Regions from separate parts of the Mus musculus genome. Here all the other regions are linked to region 3. A link is a loop called in an ENCODE intact Hi-C map of the cell type or tissue named here. Cell type or tissue: gastrocnemius. All regions are shown on one strand.

Region 1 (8,000 bases), 120 kb after region 3:
GGCCAAGAAACAACCATGACTGTCTACTTTGCCAGCTCCAACTCCACACAGGATTGTGTGTACCCCATATACTGTGAGGACAGCCAGGGGTGGCCTACCCAGAAAGTATGTACGCGGCGTGTCAGTGCCAGTGCCAGTCAGTTGGTGTCCCACAAGGACGCCAGTCATGCATGGAGCCTTTTTACATTTTTTGTTTTTTCGAGACAGGGTTGCTCTGTGTAGCCCTGGATGTCCTGGAACTCACTTTGTAGACCAGGCTGGCCTCGAACTCAGAAATCCGCCTGCCTCTGCCTCCTGAGTGCTGGGATTAAAGGCGTGTGCCACCACTGCCTGGCTTTAAATTTTTTTATGTTTTAAAATTTTTGACACAGGGTTTCTCTATAGCCCTGGATATTCTTAAACTCAATCTGTAGACCAGGCTGGCCTCAAATTCAGAGATCTATCTCTGGCCTCTGCCTCCTGAGTGCCGGGACTAGTGGTGTGCACCACCATACCCAGCTGACATTTTTTAAAAATTGTAACTGGGTTGATGCTTGCAATTGGTGGGCAGAGGGCAGTGGTGCTGTCACCACTGTCCAAGGCACAGGATGACCTCTACTCTAAAGCCAGCTAAGTCAGGGGAATGGGCCTCTACAGTGCAGCAGTTACCATCTTTGGCCCCTTTCCATCCTCGCTGAGGCCAGAAAAAGCCAGAGGCCAGCAGGGGCCATGTGTGCTGAGTGCTGATGACTGACTAGCCTGGGTACAATAATATGGAGAATCCTAAGATCACACCAGCCACCTCCTTGTTCACACAGCCCCTGCCGGCTGGACACCAAGCTCAGGTGAAGGCAAGACAGGCATCTGCAGAAAGGACTGGACTAATGAGTCAGGCACTGCATTGAGAAGCATCTGGGGCTGAGTCCTGACCACAGCCGGGAGCTCTTGCTTGTTCAGGAGCCGGGTCAACATCCTGGCTGCATAAGCATGGATCGCGTATGCTCTAGGAGCAAATGCATGTAGATAGGCCTAATGGACCCCAGCATTACCTTATGAAAGTGGGAGCTATACGCAACACAACCGTGCACTTTTCATATTTTGGATTACCATCATAGAACACGTCTCGCATCACTGTAGACTCAGACGTGACGCAGGCCCCGGCCCTCGTGGTGGGGATTCCCAGGTGAAACATGGCTTCGCTGCACAGGAACTCACGGATGCTTGACCGCAGGACTTTGCGACCATCGGCTTGTCTGAAATCAAACACAGGCCAAGGAGCCGGTCAGGCGGAGGTTATTCTGAACCAAGCTTCCCAAGAGCTTTGGGGTAGCCGTCATATGACTAAAGCTAGGTGAAGAGAGACCTCCCCTGTCCCCCCTCAATGCCCCCCCAGCCACCTTCAAGGCTGCAGTTTTGTCCTCACAGGTGTTACAAAAACATCCCTACAGTAATTAATGCATACTACCCACCAGCACTGCCCGTTGTCATGGGAAACAGAAAACTGCAGCTACAGAGGCCCAAGCTCATGAGTAAGCTGTTAGCGGTTCTCACAGGACTCAGCCTGTGCCAGTCCCTGAGGGGAGCATAGTGAGGAGTGCTGTGACACGCAGTTGCTGACATGCTGCACATCTCACACCCCTAAAGGAAACAAAACTACACAGCCACGTGCCTGTGTCTGGCTGGCGGACTCAGTAGGGTCTGAGCCACCAGTCACAGGGACCTAGAGAACAAAATGAGACAAGAAAGCTACAGTTTATGGGTAGTTTTTGTACTTGGACTCTTCCTATACACTGGGCCTGTTTTGTTTTTAGCAGAATATAGTACAGTACTGGATGCCCAGCACAGTGGCTACCTGGGCAGGCTGCATCGACAGCCCCTCCTTGCCGGAGTAATGTCTTAGGTTCCTAAACCAATAGAGGACCTTGCCTGGAACGGACCAAACTGATCAAACATGCTGTTTATATATGGCCCGGTAATCTCAGTGCATGGAAGACAGAAGGGTCAAAAGCTGAAGACCCAGCTTGGTGTGGAGGCATGTGTGCTCAATTCCAGCACTTGGGAGGCAGAGGTAGATGGATCTCTGCAAGTTCAAGGACAACTACGGTTTTGAAGTAAGACCCTGTCTCAAAAAAAGCACAACATAGTCTATGCTAACCTGGTTGGAGTCTAGTTAAGAGCAGAAGCCACTCACCCATCTCAGGGCTCTAGAAGCCCCGACCCGACAGCCACCTCCAACCTTAGCCTCAAGTCTTGGCAGTGTTGAGATGAGAAACCCTGACACACAAGGATGAGACCTAAGCAAGGGTCAAAGGGATCCCTGACTTCATGGAAACAGCTGACCTCAGGTGTGGAAATACCAACTATAAGTAAATCAAGTATGAAAAGCACCACTTGGGCTGGAGAAGATGGCTCAGCGGTTAAGAGCACTGGCCGGGTTCAATTTCCAGCACCCTCATGGTAGCTCACAACTACAACTCCAGTTCCAGGGGATCTGACATCCTCACACAGACACACATGCAGGCAACTCACTGATGCATAGGAAATGTTTTTTAAAAAGCACCTTTCATGGCTGGATATGTGGTGCAGTAGTAGTCTAGGACACATGAGACTCTGGATTTGATTCTTAGCATCAAGATATTTAAATATAAGGAAGCCTTTCTGCCGGGCAGTGGTGGTGCATGCCTTTAATCCCAGCATTTGGGAGGTAGAGGTAGGCAGATTTCTGAGTTCGAGGCCAGCCTGGTCTACAGAGTGAGTTCCAAGACAGCCAGGACTATACAGAGAAACCCTGTACAAAAAAAAAAAAAAAAAAAAAAAAAAAAAAAAAAAAATTCAATATCAAATTATCCTGACACCAAGGGTCTACACACCTTTGGTAACTGGTGAACATAAATTATCAAAATGCAAAGTTCAAAGCTGCTCACAAAATGAAGAGCTGAGGAGCCCTGGAATATACATCTGCCGTATATTTCCAAGAGCCTCTGAGAAGGTTGGTCCAGTGAGCAGCAGGGTGCCAGCGAGACCATAAATCTGGCTTGGGGGTGGAAAGATGAGGAAGAAACCACTATGTTGAGAGATGAAGACAGCTTGGCATTGGGGGATGGTTGGCATGTTAGTGACTGGTGGAAGAAAGGATGAGAAGCAGATGTAGTGAGAAACCGTAAAAGCCCAATTTCCTGTTTCTTAGTCATCTAACAAGCATCTAACCTAAATAAATCATATAGCGAAAAACAGGAGCAGAGCCCCTAAGACCTGTCTGTACCTGGGTGGCAGGACTTAATTAAGAAGAGCTCCTTGGGCTGGAGATGTGGCCCAGCACTGGCTGCTCTTCCAGAGGTCCTGAGTTCAATTCCCAGCAACCATCTGTATGGCTCACAACCATCTATAACGGGATCTGATGCCCCCCTTCTGGTTTTTCTTTTTAAAGAGTTCCTTGGGGCTAGAGAGATGGCTCAGTGGTTAAGAGCACTGACTACTCTTCCATAGAACCCAGGTTCAATTCCCAGCACCCACATGGCAGCTCACAATTGTAACTCCTGTTCCAGGGGTTCAACTCTCACACATGCAGGCAAAACACCACTGTACAAAAAAAGGGGGGGGGGGAGGAGGAGGAGGAGGAAGAAGAGTTGTTCCTTTGGGCCTGTATGGTTTTGGATCCACGACTGTATTGGACACTTGTGGTACTCTCCATTGGAAAACAAGAACTATCCACTCGTGTGTGTGGGTGGGTGGGTGCATGTGTGCGCGCGCACGATTAGAACTGACAGGCTTGGGAGAATGGTCACAGAGAAGGTGGGTATAAGAACGGATTGTGCCCACAGTCCCTAGACAGTGCGTAGAGTCTGCTAGAGGCTGGGCAAGTTGAGGAAGCATACTGTTTAAGTATGGTTCCAGATAATAGGTCTGGATACCAGCCCAATGCATTGCTTCTGAAAACTAGACTCTGGGCAAGATGTTCAGCAAACAGTATCATTCGGGGAACTGGTTCCAAAGTCCGCGTTGTGTTTCTGAAAACACATCGGACAGCCATTAGAGGTGTGTCCCCTCCACCTGACAGAATTGGCAGATGGAGAGAGATCTCTCTGAGTGTCAGCCAGAGAGTAAGCCCGTTCTTGCCACTCGGCCCTTCCCTGCCAGTTTCTTTGTCTTCCTCCACCTAGGTCCTAACCATTCATGGAGTTTGGACGTAGGGCTGTCCCTACCCGGGCGAAAGCGCCACTGGGCACCTTCCCTTTTCACCCACGCGCGCAGAAGGGTGTCGCCTCCGGGAAGTTCTCCGGGAGTTCCGCACCTGGAGAAGGGCGTGGGGCCGGCGCCTTTGAGCTGCAGCTCCCAGCGCTCGCCGGCCGCTGTGCACACCTCGCCCAGGTACATGGCGGCACCGTCGCCCAACTGCCCAGCGAACTGACCGAACTGGTGTCCACAGTAGCAGTGCGCGGCGGGCTCGGTGCCCGGCAGCAGCGCATTGCCGCTGAAGAAGAGCGCAGCTTCGGCCTCGACCTCGGCCTCCTCGCTGGCCTCGAGCCCCAGCAAGGCCAGCGCGGGCTCTGACAGCGCCACCAGGCGCGGCCGCCGTAGCGGGGCCGGCCGCGCACGGCTGAAGCAGGCTCCGGGCACCGGCCGCGGGGTGGCCAGGGAGTCCTCCGGCCCAGGCGGCGGCGTCTCCACCGGCAGCTCACGCAGGGCGCGGTTGTCAAAGCGCAGCCCTGCCAGCCAACGCGGCGTGGGCTCCATAGCTGCAGCCCAGGCGGACCGGGGCGCGGACGACGGAAGCGCGAGACCGACGCACCGTGGCCGGGTTCGGGCAACCGCGAGCGAGGCCCCGACCGCGGCCCTGACAGAGGCCATTCGCCGCCTCGCCGGAAGCCTGCTCGCCCCGACCGGAAGTTTTCCCCCACCCAGTTAGGGGCTGGTGGGAGGCACGCCCAGAAGCTTGGTTCTGATTGGTCGCCTCTCGTTTGTCCACTTCCAGGCTACGAGCCGTCGCAGAGGGTGGACCTAAGATGCTGTTTAACTTCTGGCACCTGTGCACCAGGCCAGCCGAGGTCCGAAGCTCCCACCCAGGTGACATATGCCAGACTGGACTACTCCAAGTGTGCCTACAGGCTGAGTGATGTCCCTAAAAAACTACCAGGCCCCCTCACCCCTTAACTAGAGGTGAAGCCAAGGCCATTCCCTGGGTGCTGTGGGTTTGAGTGGTACTGTCCATCACATGCATAGAAACAGACATGGAATCTTTTGACTGTTTTATTCAGACAGCTAACAATCTAAGACAGTAGTTTAGCATCCTAAAGATGTGTCTTTCATCTCCTCTTTATCCAGCCGATTATATAGGTAAGTAAACAAAGCCAGGCAGTCATTTCAAAGTTTACTCTCGCCTCTCTGGTCAATCTTGTCTTAGATTTATGGTGCTGATGCTTTGCTCTCCATCATCTCCTCTCTGTAGCAGGGTTTGCAAACACTAAGAACCCGAGTCCTGCATCAGCTGTTTATATGACACTATTAACGTGTGTGTGTGTGTGTGTGTGTGTAGATCCCTTTTTAAAATAAAGTACAAATATGTTTTTATAATGTGGAATATGCAGTGCCCTGCCACTAGGACAATTTTTCCTCATCTGTTCTGTCCAGAGAAGGGCCAGAAGTCCTGGTAATATTCTTGGGATCCATGGGCTAGGTGGGAATTGGCCACCCAAGATTTGCTACAGGAATAATTTGGCTGGGCAATGGTTCCAGCTGGGATTCTGAGCCTATCTGAAACCTGGCTCTGCATGCATGCTAGGTCCTCTGTCCCCAAGTCCTTCCCTATTGGTGCCTCAAGTTGTATTTCCCTTGTACACAGCATCTCTCCCTGAAGTGATAGCATTTCCTTCTCTCTCCATTCTGTGCCTGTCACTTGCAATCTAGGTGGCTATGGATCTTGGTGGTGGAGAGGTAGGCAGCATCCAGTGCTCAGGAAAACCTGTTAGTTTCAAACAGGAGACTCTGAGCACAAATGCACGCATTCCTTCCTGGCAGTCTTTCTCCTTTTCAGCCTTTCTTCAGTTCTACACCTCAAGAATTCATCTCTGGAAATTTTCCTAGGGCCATAGTGGGCTTCTAAAACTACAATGAGGCCAGATGTGGTGGCACATGCCTTTGATCCCAGCACTTGGGAGGCAGAGGCAGGTGGATCTGAGTTCACGGCCAGCCTGGTCTACAGAGCGAGTTCCAGGACAGCCAGGGCTACACAGAGAAACCTTCTCAACAAAACAAAAACTGAACAAACAAGAAAATCCACTCCCCCCCTCCCCCCACACACAGAAAAACAAAAATCCTGCAATGAACCCAAATGTGGCCCTGGAGCTGTTCGATCACTGTCAAATCCCCTCTCCCTCTGCATGGGCGGTGAGAAGGTGGGTAGGTGTTGTTTTCTGTGACAGAGCCTGTAGTATCTTAGCCTTGGCCAGAGCATGTGTTCTTCCTGCTGCCACTAACACAGACGTCACTGACTACCCTCAGGGTCTGCCTTGCTCTGGCCTGGCAATGATATACAACTCTTTCAGCCTCAATGCTCCTAACACAGGCAAGAACAACCTACCTTAAGGATCTTCTGATCCACTCCTACATTCCTCCCCCTCTCCCACTGCCAGGCAGTAAAGTGTGAACCAGAGGGTGTACAGGTGCTGAGCACATGTAAGGCTCATCTTGGCTGGCACACAGATAACCTTGCTAGGCACTAGTGAGCACCAGGGTCCAGCCTCTATACTTTGCTAAGGTGGGTAGTATGTCCCCTGGCATGCAGGAGTACCCCCAGCATCCTGCAGACCTGGGGACAGATGACAAAAGAGGAAGCCAGTGCCCCATCGCCTGAGTCCCATTTCCATACACTTCACAAAGCGGGAGCTTCCAAAATTAAAATTTATTTCTTTCTAGGGAATGAGTCCACAAGTGTGAGACAGAGTACACAGCCAGCCAGCCCTGTGTCCCCACCCAGCTCCGTGTCTCACCTGATTTGGCAGCCAACACAAGGACAATCAATGTGGTCTAGGTCTTGCCAGGCTGTGCCATATACTAGGAGCCACAGCCTGTACACATGAATGGCTGGCTGCACACAAACCAGCCGTGGCCCATAGTGGGTGCCTACTGCCCTCAGTGCAGTTTGGGCCTCTCACCTAATGCACAGCAATCAGGCTAAGGTCCTACCAACACCAAGGGCAGCCTTGCAGGCTCATATCTGAGGCAGCCCCACGCCACTCTGAGCTGTAGTGGTGTCTAGCAGGGGCTGGCCTGGACCCCCAAGCCGACTCTGACACACACTGCCCACTCAGGGCACACAAACACAAATAAAAAGATGACTTCTTTGTCCTCACTGGATTTAAGGCTTGTATTTCCTGATATTTGCTTCAGTTTGTTTTCTCTTTGACGTCAAAATTACCTGAGTAAAAAACTTTTTGACATTAAAAAACAAAAACAAAAACAGAAAACAAAACCCCACAAAACCAGACTCTCTGCAGGCAGAGATGCAGCTGGCAATGCCACATGCATGTCCAGGCCAGGCCAGGCCCCACACACCCAGGAGGGAGGTGCATGGCCACTCAGCCCCAAACCCACAGTGAGATGCACTCAGGCCCAGATGCTCCTGCCGGCCAGAGCACAAGGCACAGTGAGGTAGGTAGAGCAACAGCTTGCCAAACCCACCTGGGGTTAAGGGTGGGGTGTCTCAGTGCCTCCCCCTCAGTTTCTGGTCCTTTTGGAACTAGGCCGCTGGGTCCTGACACTGCGGTTGGCCCTGATGCCCATAGGTGGCCCCACAGTGTGTGTGTGGGCTGCTGGGAAGCCTGGGCTCAGACAGTTAAATATTCTTTATTTGGGTGGGCTGGGCATTGGGAAGGCAGGGAAAGCCTGGCCTAGGCCCCCATAGGGGGTGGCTTGGATGCATCTGTCCCCAGGGACATCCCCAGACGGGCGGCGCCAGCTCCTCGTGAGCACCCCACTCGGCGCAGAGCAGAGCCCCCAGGTGCAGTCTCTTCCTTGCACGGTCC
Region 2 (8,000 bases), 82 kb after region 3:
CTGGGAGGTCTGCCACCCTTCTCAATGACAGCCTCTGCTCTGTGCCTATGTGCACGTCTCCCCTTCATGTATACTTGTCTCCCACGTGTGGTCTCTTTGTGCATCCCCCTTTTCTTGGCCTTCACGGATATGAATGCCACCCTTGCATGTGGGGCACTGATGGGACTTCTCAGTGGACATTTGGTCCGTTGGCTGCATCATGGCGGAGATGATTACTGGGAAGATCCTGTTCAAAGGCAATGACCGTATCCTTCTATGTAGAGCACCCGTTGACTTCGGCCAAGATGTGGGTGCTGGGTGGGCCCCCCTCTGTCCCTGCATTGTATTCCTGACCTTGGTACAGACCTGGACCAGCTGAAGGAGATCATGAAGATCACAGGGACGCCCCCTCCTGAGTTTGTTCAGAAGCTACAGAGTGCAGAGGTCAGTGGGAGTGGGTGGTGGGCTGGACTTGGGCTTGGGGGCTGGCCTATCACCCTTTTTCCCTCACAGGCCAAGAACTACATGGAAGGCCTCCCTGAGTTAGAAAAGAAGGATTTTGCCTCTGTCCTGACCAACGCAAGCCCTCAGGGTACCGCTGGATGGGGTGAAGGTCTCAGGGTACTGGGTGAGTATGTCCCCTCCTGTGGCTTGGCCTGAATTGCTCTTCCCACAGCTGTGAATCTCCTGGAAAGGATGCTGGTGCTGGATGCGGAACAGCGGGTGACAGCAGCTGAGGCGTTAACCCATCCATACTTTGAGTCCCTTCGGGACACTGAGGATGAACCCAAGGCCCAGAAATATGACGACTCCTTTGATGATGTAGACCGCACCCTTGAGGAATGGAAGCGTGAGTGTGGGGGTTCCATACAATGTCTGGCTTTGGACCCTGTGTGCCCTGGGTGAGTGAGCCTCTGCCCCTGGGGTGCAGGTCAGATAAGAGCTTTGGGAGGTCAAAGGGCATTGTGGGGCAGTGCAACTCAACCAGGTTGACTTCTGGCTAGGGGGGAAGGCAGTGGTAAAGAGTGTCTTTTGAAGGAGCTCCGACCCACAAGGGCTGGCAGGTGATGGATGCTGAGAACTGTGGAGCAGGTGTGTGTGCTTTGTGCCCTTGGCTTACTAACTCCCTGGCCGTTCTCTCCCCAACCTCTATATTGCCTAGCATCCTCATGTCCAGACCACACTGGAGCTCTCTCTACCACTGCCGGTCCTTATGACTTTCTTCTTACACCTTTAAAATGTATCCTTACCTCTCCTTACTCCATTTAAAGACCTCTCCTGAAATAACTATATCTTATGTACTGCCCATGGAAGACAGTCTATTCCCATGCAGGCCAAAGGGCCCAGCTTTTCCCTCTCATCTCTAGCCCTAGATCCCTCCATAGCTCTGTGCCAAACCTCCAATTCTCTCTTTGAGAACTGGCCTCAGAGAACTCTCTCAGTTTGCCTACTGTCCCCTGAGCTGGGACTAGCCTCCCGTGTCCTTGCCAGACTGACAGGTCCAACCTGGGGAGCCAGGAGGTTTGAGGACAGGTCCATTGCGACATGCTATCCCTTGTCTTGTCTGCCTCAGACCCCAGGCCCTTGTTCTTGCACCCTGGTATGGGAAAGACTGGATGGGTAGAGGTTCTTGACTCATGTCCTGAAAGTCCTGGCAGGTGTTCTTCCCTTCTGTGTTGTCGTGTGCTTATGAGTTTGGTTCTGTGTGATGAAATCCTTCTGCTGCTCAACAAAATAACTCCCCTAACCACGGGCCACAAGATCCGTTCTGTGGTCTCCATCTACACACTGTGGCTGGGTGCTTTTGCTTTCACCATAGACCACAGGAGGCACACAACTGAGCCCTTGAGCAGGCTCACACACTTTCTTCTCACTTCCTTTTTTTTTTAATACAAGCCTCTCTCTCTTATTATTATTATTTTTTGAACACAACCCCCCCTTTTTTTCTTTTGAACATACACTTTCATCCCTTGTTTTCCTGGGGCAATCTAGCTTCACAGCAGTCTTCAGTGTTTTTAAGTGGATTGGCCCACTTAGGATTAGATTTAAGGCCCATGGGGTGCTGGCTTCCCCCCTTAGTTGAAAGCTGTCTAACTCTATCGTTTGCTTCTCTTCGCTTCCCGCAGGTGTGACTTACAAGGAAGTTCTCAGCTTCAAGCCTCCTAGGCAGCTAGGAGCCAGAGTTCCAAAGGAGACGGCTCTGTGACGACCTCTGGGTGGTTTGGGGGGTATCCAAAGGAGGTTGGCTCGGAGCTTCACGGCACCTTGGCTTCCCTTCTCTGGAAAAGGAATCCTGGTTAACACCCCGACAGTGCCTGGAGCTTGTATCCCAAGTCTTCCACCTGGACATGCTGTGTAGACCCTTGAATCATGAACCCTCCATCTCCAAACCTGTTCTTCGGCTTTCGAGTGCCCCAGATGACCCTGGAAGAACATCTAAGCTTTCTGTCCAAGACCCCTACCCAACATGGGACTAGCCTTTGAATTCTGGAGTTGTACATGAAATCAGTATTCGTGAAAAAGCTTCAGAGTGAGCAGAGCTTAGGAGACAAGTGCCAGACCTGAGCTCTGCTCGCTCTGGACAATGCCAAGGCCAACTCCTGAGACGGAATGAGACAGAGGTTTTGGGGACACTGACTCAGGGACATCATCTCTTCTGGAAGTGGGTGGATTCTCTTACACCCTTAGCCTGGAATTCGAACCAGCCATTTGGTGTTGCCTAAGTGGCTGGGGGCAAATAAACCCTTTTGTAGATCTCCCATTCTGGTTGTGTGGCCCCATGCCTTGAGCACCCATCAGTTCTCCAAGCTGCTCTGTGCACAAAAAGGAGCTAACCTGAGCTCTATGTCCTCCAGCTAATAGAGGTGCCAGTCCCCTGACTCTTCCCAGGCCACAGTGCTGGTGCCACTTAGTCCTTGCCAATGCTTCAAGCCACATTAGGGCTTGGCCCCTCCCTTCTTGAATGACTGTACTCTTAAGGCTCAGAGTCTGAGCAGGAGGTCTGGAGACTGATGCAAGGGAGGATGGTGGGGAAGATGATGTTAAGACCCAGATAGAGGGATGCCTCCTTCTTTCTGAGTTTGCAGCATTTGTCTTCCAATGGTCCAGACTTCTAGTGAGGAAGGTCTTAGCTCTCTACCAGCATTTCCCTGGCAGCCTCCCTGAACCCATACTGTCATCTGCAAGCCATTAGACACGAGACCACACTTGGGCTGGTTAGATGGTCCATGTTCTTCCTCATGTCCCAAGGACAGGTGCGACAGGGCAGGACATAAGGGTGAGGTCTTTCATTCCCTTCATTTGACAAGTTCTGGGCAAATACACTTTGCCCAGTCTAATCTTGTCAGAGGAGATGCCATGACCATGGCTCCACTGCCTGAATCCCCTTGTGATAACCATGGTCCAAGGCTTCAAATACTTCACCCAGTTACAGAGGTGTGGCTCAGTTCATGCCCTACCCCACAATATACATAAACCAGGGTAGTTAATTGGCTTTTAGAAGATGGAGAAGCTTTGGGCTCCTCCAAAATCCTTGCCTGAACTCCCAACTCCTGAGTATGGCAGAGGGCACCTACTTCTAACCACTCCAGGGCTCTTTGGTTTCCCCTGTACATGATAGTTGTATGTGTTCCTATCACAGACGTCAGCGGCAGCCTTGCCCCCTTCCCCTCATCATCCTGGGGGTGTGTCTTGTCCCTTCCCCCCATCTTGAGGCATCTGTAATGCCAACACTCATTTCGGAACTGGAGACAAGGCTGGACTATGGAAATGTGTGTGTGTATATATATATATATGTATATACATATATATGTATATATACATGTATGTATATATGTGTATGTATATATGTGTGTATATATCTGTGTGTGTTTATTTGTGTGTGTGTATATATATATACATATATACATACAAACATACATATATATATATATATATATATATATATATATATATATATATATATGTATAGTCTTAGCTGGTATTTGAGCTCATGTCTCCTTTGTTCCTCCTTTCCTAAGGCCCCCTTCCCTGCTTCCTCACCCTTCCTTGCTCAGAACCCTCTACCCTTCCTAGCCTCACACTGTGCTGCAGTTTTCCTGGCTGGCCTGGCGTCTTATATAACTCTTCTATTCCAGTGGCCTCTTTCTTACCTGTGGCCTTTCTGTCAGTCCCTTCTGGAAGTTCAGTGCTTTGATCCAGCCCAGGCCAGCCCCCGCAGGCACTCACATACACACCCTGCTCACTTCTCTCCTCTCCATCTTTCACCTGCGGGAGCAGGCAAATTGGTTGTGATTGACAGTTGGCATTTCTGACTCTGTGGCCTAAACTACCAGGTTAGGCTAGGAGGATGCTGGGGGCAAGAAGGAAGCATAGCTGCGGCTGTAGCTATGGATGGCCTGAGGACAGGCAGCCCTGTCTTCCTATCCATTTCAAGAAGGACACTGGAGGCGGTACTGGTCGTAGGCTCCGCGCCACACGTAGTTGTCGGTGGCACTGAAGTTGCAGCCTAAGAGAAAGAGACAATGAGAGAAAGAGAGGCAGAGAGAGAAAGACACACAGAGCGCGCGCAATCCCAGGGGAGCTCAGCCTTTTGGTCTACTCCACCCTAATCTCGCCTAGGGGCGGGCCGGAGTCTGTAAAAGAGGAAGCCGGAAGTTAGGCGTTTGGCGTCACGCTTAGTTCAGTTTCCAGCGGTTCTCTTCTGACAATCGGGCGGGCTTGAGCCCGGACCTGGGCCTGGGGTGGTTTCCTCTTGCCCAGGTCCAGCGTGCACAACCCAGTTCGTCCCGAGTGAGGATTGTTTACGTGCATAGTTAGGTGAGACCGGGCAGTGCAATTACCTGCCGGCAGAGGGCGTGTTGCGTTAGAGCGGATCAAAGTGACCACGGTGTAGCTATGGGCACAGCACTTGTGTACCACGAGGACATGACAGCCACTCGACTGCTCTGGGATGAGTAAGTGTGTCTTGACAGAAGTAGGGGGCCGGGAGGGAACCCTGAACACTGAGATCCTTGTCTGCTCCAGCCCCGAGTGCGAAATTGAGTGCCCAGAGCGCCTGACAGCTGCCCTGGATGGCCTGCGGCAGCGTGGCCTGGAAGAAAGGTGCCTGTGTTTGTCAGCTTGTGAGGCATCAGAGGAAGAGTTGGGCTTGGTGCACAGGTCAGACTATGACAGATCTGGGGACCCGAACCTTTTATAGCTCCGCTAGCATTCCCTTGGGTTCACCGTGGTGTGGGCTAAAAGGGATTACTGGGTGGGCACTCCCACCAGGAATCTCTGCTCCTTTCCTTCCTGTCCTGCTGGTGGCCCGCCTGCTGATCTGCAGCCCGGAATATATAGCCCTGGTGCAGAAGACCCAGACCCTGGATAAAGAGGAGCTCCACGCACTGTCTAAGCAGTACAATGCTGTCTACTTTCACCCGGTGCGAGCCAGCATACACGCCCATTCACCCAGATTTATGTCCATATGCCTGCCTAGGTGCATTCACACCCAAGTCTGCTCACCTGCCAGTGTCTCCTTGTTTATGCTTTATGACCGTACCCTACCATGTTTTGCTTGCCAATGCCCCAGCCCTGTCTGCTCAGCAGTGGGAAACCTGCAACCTGGGACAAGCAGGTCAGGTCCCAGGCTCAATTGCACTCTGGCTCACAGGACACCTTTCACTGTGCCCGGCTGGCAGCGGGGGCTGCACTGCAGCTGGTCGATGCTGTGCTAACAGGAGCTGTGCACAATGGGCTTGCCCTGGTGAGGTGAGAACCACCTTCCTCCCCTAGCTGTCTGTGTGTGACCCTGTGAGGGGACAGAATGACTCTGACATGCCCGGTGTTTCCTTTTTTTTTTTTTACACCCTAGGCCTCCAGGGCACCACAGTCAGAGGGCAGCTGCCAATGGATTCTGTGTGTTCAACAATGTGGCTCTAGCAGCCAAACATGCCAAGCAGAAATATGGGCTGCAGAGGTGTGTCCAAGCTTGACCTGCAAGTGTGGGGGACCCAAACTAAATAGGAAGAGGTGGAGTTGGTGGTTAAGAGGTCCCACCCAGCTCCCTCCACTCCTGGCTGAGCTCCTAGCCTAAAGGTGGAAAGGCAGCCACTTCCAGTAATCCCCAGTACTGTCCGAATTTAGGATTCTCATTGTCGACTGGGATGTCCACCATGGCCAGGGCATCCAGTATATCTTCAACGATGACCCCAGGTGAGCTGGGGTGTGGACACAGCCCTTCTCTGCCGCTCACCATTTTGGGGATAAAATTCCAGTGGTGAGACTAGGGGTCTTAAGAGTTAGGGTTCTTTGAGAAGCTGTGGAGTTGCTAAGGGACCTCACTTCTGACCTGGCCAATTGTCGACAGTGTCCTTTATTTCTCTTGGCACCGCTATGAGCATGGAAGCTTCTGGCCGTTTCTCCCAGAGTCTGATGCAGATGCAGTTGGCCAAGGGCAGGGCCAAGGTTTCACTGTCAATTTGCCCTGGAACCAGGTACCAAGTCCCCCTCCCCCCTCCGTCCAGCCTACGTCTCCTGTGAATGTCTCCTGGGGCATTCTGCAAGAGTCTCCCTGGACTTTGGATCCCAGGGGTGAAGACCGTGATGTCCTCATTTGCAGGGCTGGTCCCCTGATGCCTGCTTTGCTTTTGCTGCAGGTTGGGATGGGAAATGCCGACTATTTGGCTGCCTTTCTGCATGTGCTGCTCCCACTGGCCTTCGAGGTGACTGTGTGGTGGGTGTCCTCCTAGGCTTACCCAGAGTCCCACTGTGAAGACTGGAGAGTTGAAAGCCACTCCAGTGTATGAATGGGAGTAGGGAAGGTGTCTCAGAAAGTCTAACCTTATGTGAGTGGGTAGCACTGGGACCTCCCCTTCACCTGGGCTATTGCTCTCTTTGGTTCCTTCCCACCGGATCCTGCCTATAGTTTGATCCTGAGTTGGTGCTGGTGTCGGCTGGATTTGACTCTGCTATCGGGGACCCTGAGGTGAGAACATGGCCTGGCTTGGGAGTAATGTAAGGTTCTGGGGGCCCAGGTCCTTATCATACTTACTGTGTTTCAGGGGCAGATGCAGGCCACCCCTGAGTGCTTTGCCCATCTCACACAGCTGCTGCAGGTGCTGGCTGGTGGCCGGATTTGTGCTGTGTTGGAGGTAAGTGCCCAAGGGCCAGGGGAGGGGAGGGCACCAGATGTGAGAGTCAGTCGAGATTAGGTGTTCTGCCTGGTACGGCCACTCACACTAGTGACATCCCTCCTCTGTCCCATTTCAACGCTCTTCCTAGGGTGGCTACCACTTGGAGTCCCTAGCACAGTCAGTGTGCATGATGGTGCAGACACTGCTTGGTGACCCCACACCTCCCCTTCTTGGGCTCATGGTGCCATGTCAGAGGTTTGAAGACTGGAGAGCCAGTGGGAGGGGGGGATTGAGGCTGGAGGGGGGGAGTCAGGCTTACAACTCTACTTCTTGCCATAGTGCCCTGGAGTCCATCCAGAGTGTCCAGACAGCCCAGACCCCTTACTGGACAAGCCTCCAGCAAAGTCAGTATGGCTTGGACCTGGGTTGGTGGCTCCACTCTGAGCTTCTTTGCAGTGACTGTGACTCTGAACCGTTTAGATGTGGCCCCAGTTCTGAGTTCCAGCACCCACTCTCCTGAAGAGAGATCTCTGCGTCTGCTTGGTGAGAGCCCCACATGTGCAGTAGCAGAGGATTCACTGAGCCCCCTCCTGGACCAACTGTGCCTCCGCCCTGCACCTCCAATCTGCACAGCGGTGGCCTCGACTGTACCAGGTGCTGCTCTGTGCTTACCTCCTGGAGTGCTCCATCAAGAAGGGTCAGTCTTGAGGGAGGAGACCGAAGCCTGGGCCAGGTGAGGAGAGCGGATCTGAGGACGGGGCTGTACATGCCTTGCACCTGTGTCACTGATACAATTTTGATTTCCATGTGTCCTTCTGGCCTGCCCGTTACAGGCTTCACAAATCCCGGTTCCAGGATGAGGATCTTGCCACACTGGGGAAGATTCTGTGTCTCTTAGATGGAATC
Region 3 (8,000 bases):
GTTCCAGGTCAGCCTATAATACATGAGATCCTGGTTTTTTTTTTTTTTTTAAAAAAGAGGGACTGAGATGTAGCTCAGTTAGTAGAATGCTTAATAGCATGCATGAAACCCTGGGTTTAATCCCAAACATTATATAAATTAGTCATGGTGGTACACCCTGTAATCCAGGCACTTGGGAAACAGAGGAAGGGGAACAGAAGTTTACAGTAACCCTCAATCTATAAAGTAATATTTGAGATCAGACTGGGTAAAATTAGATCCTGTCTCAAAAAAGTAAACAAGTAAAGAGTTGAAAGAAGAGCAATTTCATGGCTACATCATTGTGAAGATTACACAAGATGATACAGGTAAGACACTTAAAAAGTGTTTGGGCCTGCCAAGCATGGTAGGACTGGGACCAGTCATTATTGTTATTAGTTTAAATATTTTAAACAGCACCCTTTCCATAAGGAGAAAGAGAGAGGAGGGATGCAGAGCCAAACTGCCGTAAGTACAAATTCTGGCTCTCTTACATCAGTCTCTTTATCTCTCAAACAGGGAAATTATAGCTCCTATAGTCTATGGTTACCTTAAGGATTAGATGAGAAATTCCCATATAAATTAAATACAGAGCTGGGCATGGTGGTGCATGCCTTGAATCCTAGCACTTGTGGGGCAGAGGTAGGGAGATCTCTGCTAGCTCTAGGCCAGTCTGGTCTATATAGCAAGTTCCAGAACAGCTGAGGCTACAGAGAGAGACCTTGTCTCCAAATAAATAAATGAATCAATCAATACTAAATGCAATGGCACACAAGAAATACTCAGCACATTTATCATGTGCACTAAGTAAAGAGCTATTCCCAACGCTTTAAATATTATCTCCCTGCTCAAAATTGTATGTTCAGCCTAACCTCTCCTGTTTCACATCTGTCGGTTAGATACATTCTCCCTAATGGCCCCTGGGCTTCTTAGAAGTTTCCCACTAGTCTCAGCCGAAGGAAAACCTTGCTTGCTCTCTCTAACATGTAACCATTCCCTCATATCTATCACTGCCTCAACCCAGCTTCTCCATTTAATTAGACGATGCTACTACCCAGCCATTTCACTTCTACCGAGAAGTCTGGGACTCTCTCTGAGCTCTCTCACTCTCTCATACCCCTCTTCAATTGTTACTTACGGCTCTAAGAAGCTTCAACAGCTTTTCCTCCAAAATACCTCCCTAAATTAACTACTGAGGTTTGAACCACAACACCCCCTCCTATCCAGATAGTCATAATGCCCCACAACTCAATCTCCAGCCTAGAACCACCCCCCTCACCCCCCACCCCCCTCAAGCTGTAAGGCTGACTAGAAGACAAACATTCTCAGCCAACCTAGACACACCAATATTATCTAGTTCCTGCAAGAGATCTGGGCCCTTTCCATCTCCTCCCGATGTCCGTGTTGAAAGGCTCTGGCCTGCTCTCCCACCCTCCTCCTTAAAGCTAATTTCTTACTGGGCAATGGTAGCATACTTTAATCCCATCAGTTGGGAGGCAGAGGCCAGGTGGATCTCTGTGAGTCTGAGGCCAGCCTGGTCTAGGTCTACAGAGCTAGTTCTAGGACAGCCAGGACTACGCAAAGAAACCCTGTCTAGAAAAAAAACAAACAAAAGATAGCCTCTTTTTTTTTTTTTTTTTTTTTTTTTGTTTGTTTGTTTGTTTGTTTTTCGAGACAGGGTTTCTCTGTATAGCTCTGGCTGTCCTGGAACTCACTTTGTAGACCAGGCTGGCCTCGAACTCAGAAATCCGCCTGCCTCTGCCTCCCAAGTGCTGGGATTAAAGGCGTGCGCCACCACTGCCCGGCGATAGCCTCTTTTTTGCCTCCAAGAGCTTATTTAGCTCACATGAGAACCAGAGAGGTCAAAGGGCTGACCCAGAACATAAGAACATCAAGAGATGAACACATCAGACTTGGTTGGGAAAACTTTTAATCCCAGGCAAAGGTAGGCAAATCTCTGAGTTTCAGTCCAGCTTGCTCTACATAGATAGCCAAGACTCCATAGCAAGACCCTGTCTCAGAAAAACAGAAAGGGAGAGAGGCGTGAAGAGATAAGAATGAGGACTGAAGCTGGGTGACAGTAGCCCTCGCCTTTGATACCAGCACTAGGGAGGCAGAGGCAGGCGGATCTCTATGGAGTTTAAGGCCAGAGTTCCAGGACATCTATGGCTACACAGTAAAACAGTCCCGGAAAGGGGGGGGGGGGGATAGGGAATGGAATGAGATGGTAAGAAGCCAGCAAGCAGCATTGTCAGGTAGGACACAGATGAAGGTGTCAGTGAAAACCTGAAAACCTGTCTGGAATAAGGCCTAGGGACATGGTTGAGGATGGTGACAAATTGCGGGGAGGGGCTACAGCAGAAAGCGAGAATTGGGGAAAGTGACTGGACTGAGAGCTGATAGCGAACAGCAAGAGCTCCGTAATAGATTGGAAACAGCCTTCACTAAGTGAGTAGTCAGCTGTGAGGATACAAAGTAGCAGGTGAAGAAGTTCCAGAAAGAAGAGGCGCATGGGAGAAGCAAAAGATGATGGGGGGGGGGGGGGAGTGGGAGAAAGACAGTGGGTGATGATGACAACTGGGGAACGACCCGGAAGAGGAATGGGATGGAAATAAAGGACAATAACAAAGCGAGCGCTTGGCAGTGGGCACTGGTAGGAGGAGATGAGCGAGCGGGGAGGGAACGCTTGATAGGTGGAAAGGTCACCACCAGCGGGGCCCCTGATGAGGAGGGTGGAAAAAAAAAAAAAACCCAAAGATGAGATAGGGAACACTGACAACTCCCCAGGCCCTGTATCCAAGGTCCGCCCCACCTCTACAGCCACCGACAGAGGTGAGGGACCTTGATAGGAGCAGAGGTGGACAACTGGGAGGGAGAGAACCAGGCGGCCACTAAGAGGCTGAGACTAATTCTGAGAGTGGGGAAAAACTGACCACTGACAGGCCAGGAGCTGGGATAGTAGCTAAAAGGGATGTTGACTGTCAAGAAGGGTGAGCGCTGAGGGAAGGGAAGGGATGGATGGATGGATGGATGGATGGATGAATGAATGACGGCAGTGGAGAGTGCTGGCTGACCGGGAAGCAGACTGATGGAGGCGCTGACCCCCTGACGAAGCGCAGGGTGACAAAGGCGCTGCTCTACTGACAGGGCGCTGACCGCACAAGCTGAGTGACAGCAGGACGCTGACGGCCCGAAGGCGGTGGGGGGTGGGGGTGTCCCTCCTGTCCCCGGGCCGCAGGAAGCGGTGGGCGCGCGGCCGCACTCACCTGCCCAGCAGGCTGGGGGTCGCAGCGACTCCTCCTCCGAGGGAGGCCCAAGCGAGGCCAGGACGCTCGCAGAGGTGAAGTGCGGACGGCCTGGAGCGGGCCGCACGCACATGGGCCCGACCCCGCGGCGCGGCGCCTTCGGACTCGGGCGCAGCCGGCGGGAGGCTCGGGACCCGCTCGGGACCGGCTCGGGGCCGCGGGCGAGATCGCTCCAAAATGGCGGCGGCGGCGGCGGGGGCGCGCGCGAGCGAGCGAGCGGGCCGGCGGGCGAGCGCGCGGACGGGGGAGGGGCGGGGGCGCGCCCCGGGGGCGGGGCCACCGGAGGAGGCACAGAGTGGCGGCCGCGGTCCAGGGTCTGTCTGGTGGAGTCGCGCTGGGGGAACGTCCTGAGGCGTCCCCGTGATCGAGCTGGCTGTGCTAAATAAATCCTCTGGGCACCTTCAAGTCCCCAGAGCGGTGCGCGCGCTCGTCTCCGCTACGTCCTGTTTCTGAACTGGACTGTCCGCTGATCTACTTGGTTTGTTTGTTTTTTTGGTTTTTTTTTTCCTTATTTATTTATTTATTTAATGTAAGTACACTGTAGCTGTCTTCAGATGCACCAGAAGAGGGCATCAGATTTCACTGCGGATGGCTGTGAGCCATCATGTGGTGGCTGGGATTTGAACTCAGGACCTTTGGAAGAGCAGTCAGTGCTCTTAACCGCTGAGCTAGCCCTTTTTACCTTTTTTTTTTTTTTTTTTTTTTTTTTTGGTTTTTCGAGATAGGGTTTCTCAGTGTAACAGAGCCCTGGCTGTCCCGGACTTGCTTTGTACACCAGGCTGGCCTCGAACTCACAAGAGATTCTCCTGTCTCTCTGCCTCTGCCTCTGTGTTGAGATCAAAGCCGTTTTGTTTTGTTTTGTTTTGTTGTTTAGTTTCGTTTTGTTTTGTTTTTTTTTTTTCTTTTCTTGGATACCGATCCTTGTTGTCCAGGGCTTGTGTACGTCACATACGTGGCCATCTAACATGGGTTGAAATGAGTTCAAATTAAATTAATCTCTAAAATGAGACTGATTTCCGGTGGCAGTGTGAGCCATGGGAAAATATCAAAAAAAAAAAAAAAGAAACATGTAAGGAATGTGTCAACACATGCTAGCTATGAACTCACTCACTCTCAGTGGCAAGTTCACTACCGCTGTGCGAAAGTATAAGCCGGCGTGGGTGGTTGCACTTGGGAGACCAAAGCAGGAGGAGTTTCAGGCAAGCAAAACATACTGGCGCACATCTTTAATACCAGAGGCAGGGGGGATCTCTGCCAGTTCGAGACTCGCCTACTCTACTCTACTCAGCGAGTTCCGGGTCAGCTAGGACTACAGAGTGTAAAAATGTCTAAGGGGGAGACATTTCTGGGCCCTTCCAAGATTTTTTTTTTCTTTGAAGTGGTGCTGCTGTGTTTCCCCCTTTTCTCAGCAGAGGGCGCCAAAGAGACACTGTTGGAGGAAAGGAAATCGATTTTTTTTGTTTTGTTTTCTTCCCCGGTTTGGAAAGCAAAATTGGAGGCGCCTGGGTTCGCGGTGTGGTCTCTTGCAGCACAGCTTTTCCCAGGCCATCCTGACTGAAGTGATACCCTGAATACAGAAGCCGAATGTGCTGCAGAACTGGGGCTTGTGCGGAGATACCAAACACAGGGGATGACCCACTAGTCCCATTACCGCAACAGCGAGCAGGTGCAAGCCTGGCCCTGACCTTTACACTATTTTTAAGTCCAGGCCAGAGTTCACGTATCAGAAGCAGCTCTGAGCACCCTCTTCCCAGACACACACACACACACACACACACACACACACACACACACACCACCATTTTTTGTGGGTACTGGTCTGACATATAAACTGAGGAAACAGAACCGATGAACTGAATCTCCATCCTTTAGCTCCCCCCCACACACACACACACTTTTTTTTCTTTCTTTCTTTTTTTTAAAAGATTTATTTATTATTATATGTAGCTGGCTTCAGATGCACCAGAAGAGGGTGTCAGATCTCCTTACAGGAGGTTGTGAGCCACCATGTGGTTGCTGGGATTTGAACTCAGGACCTTTGCAAGAGCAGTCAGTGCTCTTACCCGCTGACCCATCTCGCCAGCCTTTCTTTCTTTCTTTCTTTTTTCTTAATTTTGAGCTGGGCATTTAGTCCCAACATTTGGGAGATTGAGGCAGGAGAATCGGTAGTTTAAGATTAGCTTTGGCCACTTACTGAGTTCAAGGGCAGCCTGGGCTATTGAGACCTGTTTTTTTTTGGGGGGGTTTTTTTTTTTTTTGGTTTTTTGTTTTTTTTGGTTTTTTGTTTTTTGTTTTTTGTTTTTTGTTTTTTTTTTTTTTTGGTTTTTCAAGACAGGGATTCTCTTTATAGCTCTGGCTGTCCTGGAGCTCACTTTGTAGACCAGGCTGGCCTCGAACTCAGAAATCTGCCTGCCTCTGCCTCCCGAGTGCTGGGATTAAAGGCGTGCGCCACCACGCCCGGCTAGACCTGTCTTAAAAGACCTTTTGTTTGTCTGTTTTGAGGGCATAAGATTTTGATAAGTTGTGCAAACTGGCCTTGAACCTGTGGCCTTGCCCTACTCTTTTCACACCCACACTGAGTTCATCAGCAAATCTCTTGTTCTTCTTGTCTGTATCTAACCTGTAAGACCAGTTTCTCTCCTGTGGCTGTAAACAGTGTAGACTGGCCCCCTACTTTTATCCTGGACAACTTGCTGCAGGCCCTTCAGCACGGTGTTCAAAGGGATCCAATTAAAATAAGTCAGATCACATCTCTGACCTCAGGGGCTTGCTGTCTCACCCAAGATGAAAGCAAGAATCCTTGGTGCTGCCCACAAAGTTGTTTGTGATGTGATCTCACTTTATCTGCTTATATTATTTCACTTAAGTCCTGATAACCTCCTGCCCCAGGTCAGCTGCTCAAGTGGCCTCTGTATCTTTTCAGGCATCTCCCCCTTTATTGCTATGCTTGCTAACTTGTCTCATAGATACTTAATCATTGCGGCTGCCTCCTCCTCCTCCTCCTCCTCTCCCTCCCCTTTCCCCTTTCCGTTCCTCCTCCCCCTTCTCCACTGAGGGCTTCCCTGGCTGCTCTATTCCAAGCCTCAGGCTTACATCATACCAGGTTATAGCCTTGTCTCTCATTTGGTCTTTCCTCCTTCCCAATGGTATCACAACCCAAAAAGGAGACCTGAAACCACACAATGATTTCAATGGAGAGAGTTTGATATGAAAATTATCAATTACAAGAATATTCTGGCCGGGCGTGGTGGCACACGCCTTTAATCCCAGCACTTGGGAGGCAGAGGCAGGCCGATTTCTGAGTTCCAGGCCAGCCTGGTCTACAGAATGAGTTCCAGGACAGCCAGGGCTATACAGAGAAACCCTGTCTCGGAAAAAAAAAAAAATTCTGAAGAACTAAAACGATATTCAAGAGGGGGCGGGGGGGGGGGGGGGGAATCTAGGAAGGTACTTTCTTCTCCCAACGGGAGTTCATTCTTTCTTGGAGAAGTTTGACTGCATCCTAGTTGAAGACAGAGACATTCCCTGGGCTGTCCTGAGTTATTCTGGTTAGAACAGCTAGCATTAAAATGGTGACACCATCATCCAACGGCTTGTACTTTTTAAAAGAGGGGGAGATGAAGAGTATGCATAAATACATAACAAATAATGAAGGATATGCAAAGCTACTACATTCCTTGCTTCTGTGATTAGTGATAATACCCGTGATACATAATCAGCATGTGTTATAGTTAATCATTTACGATGTACACAAAACACCTAGCACAAAGGTAAGTATTAAAGGATCAAAGAGTGAACTTTTTGCTAAGAAAATGGAGCAAAAAATTGTTCGCCAATAAAATGGAGACAGCAAAGCTGTCATACAAAATTAGTGCCACCTCAGAGCACTGTCAGAACAGGCCTAGTAGTGGCCTGAGTTGTCCTTCCCTCAAGAGACTCCAGGTTTCTGTTCCGAGAAAGACCCAGGCACCGAATCTCCAGAAAGGATGAATGCAGGCAGAACTACATTGCATACACATAATCGAATTGCTATGGGCCAAAGACAGAAAGATAAAAGTAGCAAGAAAAAAAAATGACTCACCAACATTAAGCAGAAGCAACCATAAAGTTTATAGCTAAGGACTCATACAAGACCACAAAAGTGATAAAATTACAGAGTGTGAAGGAAAACTAAAACCTGTTAGTGAAGGAACTCTACGGCAGAGATAGGCTGAGCTCTGTGGGTTAAAGGCCAGCCTGGTCTGCAGAGTGAGTTACAGGACAGCCAGGGGTACACAGGGAAGCCCTGTCTCAAAGAAGGAGGAGGAGGAGGAGGAGGAGGAGGAGGAGGAGGAGGAGGAGGAGGAGGAGGAAGAAAAGAAGGAAGACTGGGGAAATAGCTTAGTCAGTACAGTGATTACTGGATAAGTACGAGGACCTGGGTTCGATACCAAAAACCCACATAAAAAGCCAGTGGTGGCCGGTCGTGGTAGCGCACACCTTTAATCCCAGCACTTGGGAGGCAGAGGCAGGTAGATTTCTGAGTTCGGGGCCAGCCTGGTCTACAGAGTGAATTCCAGGACAGCCAGAGCTATACAGAGAAACCCTGTCTTGAAAAACAAAAACAAACCAACCAAACAAACAAACACAAGCCAGTGGTGGTGGTGCACACCTTTATTCTCAGCATTCTGGAGGAAA

The links. Hi-C counts contacts between places; a loop is a spot of excess contacts. Peaks named below come from ENCODE experiments on the same cell type or tissue, not always from the same donor. Only the 100,000 strongest peaks of a DNase experiment are listed, where the experiment ranks them.
Region 1: it touches region 3 in a loop (2.3-fold over the local background); 6 of 42 quality-filtered maps call a loop at or near these places.
Region 2: a loop joins it to region 3, with 2.6 times the contacts of the local background. A loop is called at or near these places in 19 of 42 quality-filtered maps.

Annotation. Positions count from the first base shown.
Region 1 is chr15:89,085,936-89,093,935 of GRCm38, reverse strand. It overlaps Trabd (TraB domain containing), which reads right to left. Exons shown (of 10, transcript NM_026485.2): 10 at 6,861-8,000. Selenoo (selenoprotein O) reads right to left here and starts at 4,898. Exons shown (of 9, transcript NM_027905.3): 1 at 4,271-4,898; 2 at 1,029-1,232. The coding sequence starts at 4,827. In gastrocnemius, a CTCF peak has its summit at 4,608; DNase peaks (open chromatin) are centred at 4,428 and 4,888; H3K4me3 peaks cover 2,427 bases; H3K27ac peaks cover 1,988 bases.
Region 2 is chr15:89,125,324-89,133,323 of GRCm38, reverse strand. Hdac10 (histone deacetylase 10) reads left to right here and starts at 4,624. Exons shown (of 20, transcript NM_199198.2): 1 at 4,624-4,934; 2 at 5,005-5,139; 3 at 5,306-5,402; 4 at 5,633-5,730; 5 at 5,834-5,938; 6 at 6,106-6,174; 7 at 6,329-6,455; 8 at 6,618-6,683; 9 at 6,887-6,946; 10 at 7,023-7,112; 11 at 7,243-7,349; 12 at 7,434-7,498; 13 at 7,575-7,827; 14 at 7,928-8,000. The coding sequence starts at 4,876. It overlaps Mapk12 (mitogen-activated protein kinase 12), which reads left to right. Exons shown (of 12, transcript NM_013871.3): 8 at 174-245; 9 at 344-423; 10 at 493-571; 11 at 656-829; 12 at 2,106-2,740. The coding sequence ends at 2,185. Gm46530 (a long non-coding RNA gene) reads right to left here and starts at 4,785. Exons shown (of 2, transcript XR_001781738.2): 1 at 4,131-4,785; 2 at 185-2,258. In gastrocnemius, a CTCF peak has its summit at 4,801; DNase peaks (open chromatin) are centred at 4,610 and 4,802; H3K4me3 peaks cover 1,805 bases; H3K27ac peaks cover 2,023 bases.
Region 3 is chr15:89,207,064-89,215,063 of GRCm38, reverse strand. Ppp6r2 (protein phosphatase 6, regulatory subunit 2) reads right to left here and starts at 3,505. Exons shown (of 25, transcript NM_026813.2): 1 at 3,285-3,505. In gastrocnemius, CTCF peaks have their summits at 3,903 (motif pointing right) and 4,732 (motif pointing right); DNase peaks (open chromatin) are centred at 2,759, 3,562 and 4,736; H3K4me3 peaks cover 4,972 bases; H3K27ac peaks cover 5,517 bases.